Regions from separate parts of the Homo sapiens genome. Here all the other regions are linked to region 3. A link is a contact called in ENCODE Hi-C or POLR2A ChIA-PET data. All regions are on one chromosome and are shown on one strand. The core of a region is the stretch at or near the end of the contact, and the rest is flanking DNA. Distances in the headings are between cores, read along the strand shown.

Evidence for each region. A loop is a pair of places that touch in the nucleus more often than their neighbours do. ChIA-PET counts read pairs that join two places held with the same protein, here RNA polymerase II (POLR2A). Pooled maps may share reads with other maps.
Region 1: a loop to region 3 is called in a map of naive thymus-derived CD4-positive, alpha-beta T cell, with 9 times the contacts of the local background. The contact joins the promoter of EVA1C here to the promoter of TMEM50B in region 3. A Hi-C loop is called at or near these places in 1 of 168 maps with a recorded cell type or tissue (naive thymus-derived CD4-positive, alpha-beta T cell) and 5 of 50 pooled maps. POLR2A ChIA-PET finds 5 or more read pairs at or near these places in 2 of 52 experiments (CD4-positive, alpha-beta T cell and MCF 10A).
Region 2: a map of naive thymus-derived CD4-positive, alpha-beta T cell shows a loop between it and region 3 (14-fold over the local background). The contact joins the promoter of MIS18A-AS1 here to the promoter of TMEM50B in region 3. A Hi-C loop is called at or near these places in 1 of 168 maps with a recorded cell type or tissue (naive thymus-derived CD4-positive, alpha-beta T cell) and 9 of 50 pooled maps. POLR2A ChIA-PET finds 5 or more read pairs at or near these places in 1 of 52 experiments (activated naive CD8-positive, alpha-beta T cell).

What each region holds. Positions count from the first base shown.
Region 1 is chr21:32,411,309-32,414,008 of GRCh38, forward strand. EVA1C (eva-1 homolog C) reads left to right here and starts at 1,398. Exons shown (of 8, transcript NM_058187.5): 1 at 1,398-1,705. The coding sequence starts at 1,546.
Region 2 is chr21:32,277,845-32,280,544 of GRCh38, forward strand. It overlaps MIS18A-AS1 (MIS18A antisense RNA 1), which reads left to right and starts at 1,361. Exons shown (of 1, transcript NR_046576.1): 1 at 1,361-2,700. MIS18A (MIS18 kinetochore protein A) reads right to left here and starts at 1,205. Exons shown (of 5, transcript NM_018944.3): 1 at 837-1,205. The coding sequence starts at 1,170. RefSeq lists enhancers at 454-955, 956-1,455, 1,399-1,618.
Region 3 is chr21:33,478,668-33,481,367 of GRCh38, forward strand. TMEM50B (transmembrane protein 50B) reads right to left here and starts at 1,307. Exons shown (of 7, transcript NM_006134.7): 1 at 1,171-1,307.

The DNA of each region.
Region 1 (2,700 bases), core at 148-2,647, 1.1 Mb before region 3:
AAATGTTATTGGGGAGGTTGAGTTTTTATTTAATATTTGAATGTAGATTTTAAAAATCATTATGCCAGACAGGCTGGGCCTCACTCGATAAACACTGATGTTTAGCATTTAACACACTTTTCCCCAGACTGGAAGAAGAGGCCGAGATCCCAATTCGGTGACCCAGCCCTTGCTGGAGTACTAGGTGGTATCTAATGCCATCCACCCTTCCGGGATCTTTACGGCCCACCTCTGAGTGGGTCCCACGGGGACCCTCAGCCGCATTTTCTTTCTGCAGGCCTCCCTGCACACTCTGGGGCGTTCGCAGCTCTGGAGCCCGCGGGGCAGTGCGTCCGGCCCCGCCCTGGGCCTCATTATCTACGTTTCCGCGTCACGCCCGCCGCGAACTTGGCAGGCCCTCCCGCCGGGTTCGGGAACACTGTGTGCCTAGCGCCCGCCCTCCTCCCTTCCGCCGGCCCCGCGCGATCCATAGGGTTTGGGTCGCTGGGCGCCAGGTACCCGCACCCGGCAAGCAGCCACGGAGCCCCTCGCGCACTTGTCCTCGATACCCTTGAGTTGGGGCTACGCAGGCCACTCCTAGGCCACTGGCTGGGCGTCCGAACGTGGGTCACCCCGCGCACAGTCTAGAGGTTCAGAAAGATGCTGTGGCCCACTTTAAAACAAAGCCCAATTATTAGCGCTCGGCGGCTGTTTGCGCCGGTGCAGTGTCAGATCCCCCAGCGCTGCGGACAACCAGCACCCAAAGGAAGCCGAGCTGGAGCTAAAGATCCCGGCTCCGGAGCCATCTGACCGGTTTTGAGACCTCCAGCTCGTCGCCGTCCTGGCTGCGAGAGCTTGGGCACGGCGCCGGGGCTCAGTCTCCTCTTCTGTGGAATGGCGATAACTGTATGTGCCGGGTGACTGCACGTGGCGCGCGGCGGGTGGCGGGGATGGCAGCGGTGCGATCCCACGCCTCCAGGACCCCACCTTCCTGCGGCCCCCGATCGGCCCCGCCCCGGGGGCGCCCCAGCTGCACGCGCGGCGCTGGCTCCAAAGTGCGTCACGGGCACCGGCCGCGCTCCTTCTGCCGCCAGGGCGAGGCTGGCACCCGGCCAGCGCGGGCAGGGCCACGGGTGCCCGGCTGTTTCCCGGGTGTGGAAGGCGCTCAAGGTGCGCGGCCCGGGGCGCGCTACTGGGGGCGCCCTCCGCGGTGGGCAGCGCGCCAGGGATCGGCCTGGGCAGCCGCGGGGCGCGCGAAGGCTGCGCTTTCCCTACGGCCCCCCTCGCTTCCTCCGGCACGGCGGCAACGGAGATTTCCTCTCGGGGAAACTACGCGGATCCTTTTCGGGGATCCTCGCCCCGCCCCAGTTCTCCGCCCCCTCCCCTTTGCTGGGGCGCCTGGGCTGGCCCGCGCAGGGGAGGAGGCTCTGGCAGCCTGGGCAGGGAGGCGGCGGGGGGCCGCGGAGCCGCTGGCCATCGATTCTCCCCGCCATGTGACGCCGTCCTTAGCCCTGCGACCCCCAGCGCGTCCCGGGCCTGCGCCTCCGCCCCGCCGCGCAGCGCACGATGCTTCTGCCGGGACGCGCACGCCAACCGCCGACGCCCCAGCCCGTGCAGCATCCCGGCCTCCGCCGGCAGGTAGAGCCGCCGGGGCAGCTCCTGCGCCTCTTCTACTGCACTGTCCTGGTCTGCTCCAAAGAGATCTCAGCGCTCACCGACTTCTCTGGTAAGAGCGCCCTCCCTGGCTGTGTGCCCCCGGCACCGCGGAGCGCCCAGGTGAACCCTCGACTGGGGGCAGCCGCACCAGTGGACACGGCGGGGTAGGATTAAAGTTGAGGCGTGCTCACAGACACTTGTCTGGTGTGAGCCCTTGGCATATAGATGGCTGCGAGTGAAGTGGCGACGGGGGACTGCCACTCCCAAGAAGGAAGGGTGTGTAATGTATTCAGAGTTTCTCGCCCTGCTGTTGACCTCGTCAATTTCCTAGCATTAGGGACCTGGTCCTGAGCCACGCTCGTTCTATGGAGGCTCCTTAAACTGAGCCCTGTGCCGCGCCCAGCGCTGTAAAATACACGTGTTGTGGTCGGAGGCGTTGCGCCGCGTTTGTCACCCGCGTAGCCCGTTTGCCCATGTAAGGAGACTAGCCCAGGGGACACTTGACCTCGAGTCCACATTGGCAGGTAGAAAGGGAAGCCCGCGGGGACTGGAGGTCTGGTGGAAAGGCAGTGAGGGATGAGGAGATACTTAGATAAGAGAGAGGAGCCTCTCTGCCAAAGTGTACCAGGGTCCTCCCTCTCCAATTCCAGTTTCCTTCACAGAAAATAATGACTTCCTACTCTCGAATAAACTAGGAGGCTTTTCTTTTTGGGAATCGTGATCCAGGCTCTCGCAGCGGATCTCAGATAGTTCTGAGCTTACAGGTGTGACGCCCCAAAGTGAAAGGGATTTCTAGGTTGACGATAGCCATAGGAGCACATGCTTAAGTTAGCGCTGCAGTTGCTTAAGGTAACACATGTCCTTGCCGCTGAAGCACACCTGGATCTCCCTCTGGCAAGGCTGGAGGCCTTCAGCCTTCCCCAGCCCAGCTTAGGGAGCAGCTCTGAGCCCCATACTCCTCCTTCTCCAGGGATCTTCTGCCAAGTTCAGGCTTTGCACAGTCGGTCCCTATCGGGTCCTCAGTGCAGAGTCTTTTGCAACATAATGGTGGTAAAGGGAGTCCTC
Region 2 (2,700 bases), core at 111-2,610, 1.2 Mb before region 3:
GTGTGCTCCTTTATTCCCAGTATTACACCAAGGAAAACGTTCCAGAAACGTCGATAAGCCGGTGGTGAATTACTGCCATCGGAACATTTACGGCATTCAAAGACAGAAAAAACTTCATCTTGAAAAATCACAATCCAAAAACAACAGCCATTCTTACACCAATTCATAAAAAATATGTGAACCACTTTATCCCTAAATACTGCAAAAACATCAAAATGAGGGAACAGTGGAACAACAGAGGTAAGAGGTAACTGCTAGAACCAGGATTAGAAACTAATTCCTGCCTTCTTCTGAACTCTTTTGCTACATCCTCCTTCCTCGCCAGTTTTCATGGGGTTGTTGGTGCTTTTATTGCAAGTTTCCTTCCCTTTCTTCCCTATAGCACTGTGTTCCGTCAACTCTGCGGCTCTATCACTGGAGGCTGTAGAGGCATCCGCTGATACACCAACAGCCTGCTAATTTCTATGGGGAGTAATAGTACTGGCTGCACCTCAAGTGCTTACAGTCTAGTTGACCATTTGTTTCTCTTTTTTTAGGGTCTTTAAAAGTGTTATTCTTTGTCGCCCTTTGTTTCTGAGTAATGCTCACGATGATGCTGATTCAACCACTGCTCTTCTGGGATCGGGGACCCCAGAAAAGAACCCACCGCCCGAGAGCCAAAGTGGAGGGGTGACCCTCCTCCCCTTTTCCTGCCACAGCTCACACTCTCAGACTTTTTGCTCTTAAAGTCCCTGGGCAGCCCCAAGGAGCCCCCGCCTCCTCCCGGGCCGCCCACGCGCGGCACCCCTGGAAGAAGGCGACCCCACGCCCCCCCTGCCCGGCTCGACCCAACTGACAGCGAAGCAGGATGCAGTTGGTGTCCTCCTGGCTGGCCACCCAGCTCAGCGAGTCGCCCAGCGGCCGCCGGCAGCCGGAGCACAGGAACACCAGCGGCCTCTCCTCCGCAGCCGCCGCCTCCTCCTCCAGCTGCGCCCTCTCCATGTCGGCCACCGACGCGTCTTCGCTCATGGAGCTCCACATGCTCGCCCACTTCTGCAACAGCTGGTGGCGGCTCGAGTCTTCGGAGAGTCTCTTGCCCAACAGCGAGGAGTCGCTGCATTTGCCCTTGTCGCCGCACTCACAGCCGCCAGCGCATCCTCTGCTACACCTCAGTGACCGAACGCCTGCCATTACCTACAAATCGCCCGCGCCCCAGAGCGCCATGGGAAAAAAAACCGCCGCTGCTCATGCGCGGGGCGGGGAGCGGTGGCGGAGGCCGAGAAGGGGCAAAAGCCTGAAGGGGGCGGGACGGCGGGCGGCCTCTAGTGCGCATGCGCGCCGTGCGGCCTTGGCCAAGCGTGATAGTCACTGCGCCTGCGTCAGGTTTTCCAGCCTGAAGAAATTGATGATGCAGACCTGTTTGCTTGTCTTCCTAAGGATTATTCACCCCTTTCCGTGGGAGGGGCAGCGTCACTGAGAAAGTTACGGGTTGCAAGCTTGAGTGTCTAAGAACCGCCTGGCGAGCTTCTTAAGCAGATCGCCAGGTTCCATCTTCGCAGACTCTGGTTCAGCAGGTAGCAGGTTAGCCCGAGAATCTGCATTTCTAACAAGCTCCTAGGCGTGCCCACGCTGTCAGTATTGGCAGCCCAACCTTTTTTGGGGGGTGGGGGGGGGAGTTTTTCTATGTTGCCGGTCTCGAACTCCTAGCCTTAAGCGATCTTCCCTACTCGGCCTCCCAAAATGCCAGGATCGCAAGCGTAAGCCACTGTGCCAGACCACCACCCTTTTTCTTCTTTTTTGTAAGTGGACTAATTATAGTTGTATATAAGCAGCTCCACTTTTGATGACCACTGCTCTATTTTGTCGGCTCCTGGGGACCTCCTTTCCATGAAGTGGAGAAGGAAGGGGATAGAGGAGTCCCTCATCACAGGGTCCTTTTGCGCACTGCTATCCCTGGAATGAGACCCTGGGAAGGGCCCCGGATCACTCAGGCTGTCACTGCAAGGAAAAAGTTGAGGAAGCAGCAGTGCCCCTGGAAAGCCTGGAAGTGTCCCTGCTGCTTGGATCAAGGAACAATTCGTCCTTGCAAGGAAGAAGCATCCCTTGTTGATGATAAGGACAGATTTCCTCAGCTGCCCCAGAAAGCCAGCCTCTGCCTAAAACACCGTAGGTCAGGAGGGAAAGCTGGCGGGGAACCAGCCAGCTGCACCACAGACAGTCTGGTGGTATACCTGGGAAGAAAGCTACCTGCAAGGACCTACTCTGTTCCTACTACGCTCTGGGTGTCCCCCAAGTCACTGCCTATTTTGCTTGGTTGCATAAACTATTTATGTAAATGTACTTCCAATTTTAGTGCTTACAGCCACTAGCAAAAAGCAAAAGCTTTGGAGTCAGTGGTCCTGGTTAACTTACCCCTCCCTCCACAAGGTAGTAACAGTGTAGGGAACTGTGGAAAAGGCTGTTTGCCTTCCCTGAGTCTAATTCTTCATGGAGTAAATGGAGTCTGTTTCTTCAGTACTACACCAAGTTGTTCATGAGGATCGAGTTTTCTAATATTCATGAAAATACTTTGTAAACCCTGGCACACCATGCTCATGTTAATCACCTTCTTACTGGAAGAAAATGCTTTAGATAATTTAGGCTTTTTTTTTTTACCCATAGAATTCCCTTCCTTCCTTCTGCTTTTTTTTTTCTTTTCTTTATTTTTTCAGAGATGATGTT
Region 3 (2,700 bases), core at 57-2,556:
AACCTGCTTTTCCAGCGCGATAAATATTCAAGATAACTTTTGGTTTGCATTTCAATAACAAAGTCTTGCACCACTATCTTCAGTTTAAAAAAAAAGTTTAATGTTTGCTCTACGTTTGAAATGCATGCAGGTTTAAAAGACAAGAAACAAAATGATGAAAAAGTGTGACCGGCCTGAGAGTTCAGAGCCTCTGAAGTGTCAAGGGATCCACAGTGCAGGTAGGATGAAGAGTCTGAGAAGGGAGATGGGATCCTCCGAAAAGAGAAAATCGGGTCTTACAGCGCGATGTAAGACGATGCGGATGCCACTTCCCTCCCACCCCGTCCCGTCCGAGGCCTCCGCCCCCTGCCCCTCCGCACCCCCCGACCCAGGCACGCGCAGCGGGGAGCAGCCCAGCCTAGCCCGTCTCACTGCTTTGGTTTTGAAAGGTCACGTATTTACCTTAGAATTTCAGCACCTTCCAACTTACTGTTTTAAGTACCTTTAACCAGCCTATTGGCTAAAAACCGAAACGGTCCTACCCGCGACTACCACTGCTCCAGTGACAATGCTCTGCTGCTACTTATTTAACGGAGCTCAAGGTTTATAATTCTCGAAAGAATGTTGTTCCCCTTCCCTTTCCCCTCCCGCCTCTGTACTTGACTCTCGTAAGAATGAAATCAGAAAAGTGCAGAAAACACAGGCTCCTAGCAATGGTTCGGGGCAAACGGGAGGGGCGAAGAAGGGCTGGAGCCGCCCCGGGGCCCTCGCTCCGGCCTCGGGAGGGCGTCGCGGCCGCAGCAGGGCGTCCCGAAAACCGTCGCCTCCGTGCCCGCCGCGCGAGAAGGTGAAAGGCACGAGATGGAGCCTCTCCAGCCCTCCCCAGGAACGCAACCTGACGGCGTGACAGCGCGGCAGGGCAGCCTCCCCGGGCTGCTTGCGGGTCGCGGCGGCGCCACGGTCACGGTCGGCCCGAAGGGACGCGGGCAGGGGCAAGAAGGGGCGGCGGGGGCTCCGCGGGCCCGAGTCTGCAGGCCGGCGCCGAACGCAGGGAAAACCCGGCTGGACGGCCCCACAGCCCCCAGAAGGCCGGGCCGGACAGGGCCCGACGAGGGAGCCTCCTTACGCGCGGGCGGCGGGCGCGAGCCCTCTACGGTTGCCTGGCGCCGGAGACCCACAGACAGGACTCACCCAGCTTCCTCAAACGCCCACGCCGACTTCAGGCGCGCGCGCAGGAAGGAGACTGCTGCGCCACAACCCTGCCGGCGTCCCGCGGCTCCACCTCAGCCCCGGGAGCCCGGAGCTGGGAGCAGACGCGAGGATAGAGCGCCGGTGAGGCGGGGCGAGGCGCCGTGTGCACCGCAGCGACCAATCGGAGCGCAGCAAGTGGCCGGCCGGGGGCGGGGCGGGACGCGAGGGGGCGGGGAGAGGGCGTTGGCTGGGCGCAGCGGGACGCCGGGCGCTCCTCGCGACCAATCGGCGTGCAGCAAGTGGCCGGCCGGGGGCAGGGCGAGCTCCGAGGGACGGGGTGGGCTGCTCTGCAGGCCTCCCGGAGCCGGAGTTCAGACCCAGCTATCTACGGTTCCGGGCAGAGCGGGACGGGCCTCTCCTGTCCCCTGCCGGTGGGCGGCCGCCGCCGGGCTCCCACTGCTGCGTTTCTGCACGCTGACTTGAAGTGCAGTACCGTGAGATTACGTGCGGACGGAGCTCGAGACCCGGGGGACCAGGGTTTCCCTTCGCCTATGGCCGATCAGTCTTGTCTGTCTGCGAGCTGCCCAGAGTAGGGAAGGTGCTCCGGGAGGGTTCTCGGGAACGGAGGGTCTTTAGAGATGCCTTTTTCTAATCCCCTCAATTCAGAAATGGAGCCCCAGAAAGTTGAAGTTAGTAAACCAGGGCTACCCAGCGAGTGCTGGTTACCCGAGGTGATCCTCACAATACAACTAGTCTTCTGATTTCGCTCGGCGCTCTCCCGTCTATTCACGTAGATTTTTGTCTTTTTTTTTTTTTTTCGTCTTTCTTATAGTCAGATATCTTTCAGCCTCTTGGATTTTCAACATAACTTTAACAGCGTTTGGAAGCCCCGTCTAAATTTCCTACAGAAATGCCTATAACCATTTAGTTGTTTGGGGGAAAGTCGAGCTTTGTTTTTTGGGTGGTTTGTTTGTTTGTTTTGAGACAGGGTCTTGCTCTGTTGTCCAGGGTGGAGTGCAGTGGTGTGATCTTGGCTCACTGCAGCCTCTTACCTCCCACGCTCAATCAATCCTCCCACCTCAGCCTTCCGAGTAGCTGGGATTACAGGTGCGCACCACCATGCTTGGCTAATTTGTGTATTTTTAGTAGAGACGGGATTTCACCTGGCTGATCCTGAACTCCTGACCTCAGGTGATCCACCCGCCTCTGCCTCCCAAAATGCTGGGATTACAAGCGTGGGCCACTGTGCCCAGCCAAGTAGAGTTATTATCAGTGGAAATCTAAAAAGCATTTTACTTGAGGCATAATGAAGTAAAAGGTTTTGTATCATGGAATTATCACCAAAAATGCCATCCTGGATAATGTTCTCCTATAGCTCTTATACATGGGCTAGGATCTAGGTGTTCAATAAATATGTGCTGAATAATTTACTTTTGAAATATGTCACAATGCTGGCATTCCACCAGAAGAGAGGATACAGAAGGGAACACTCTCCTCTCTTTAAGAACCTTTTGAAAGGGGCGGGGGTTG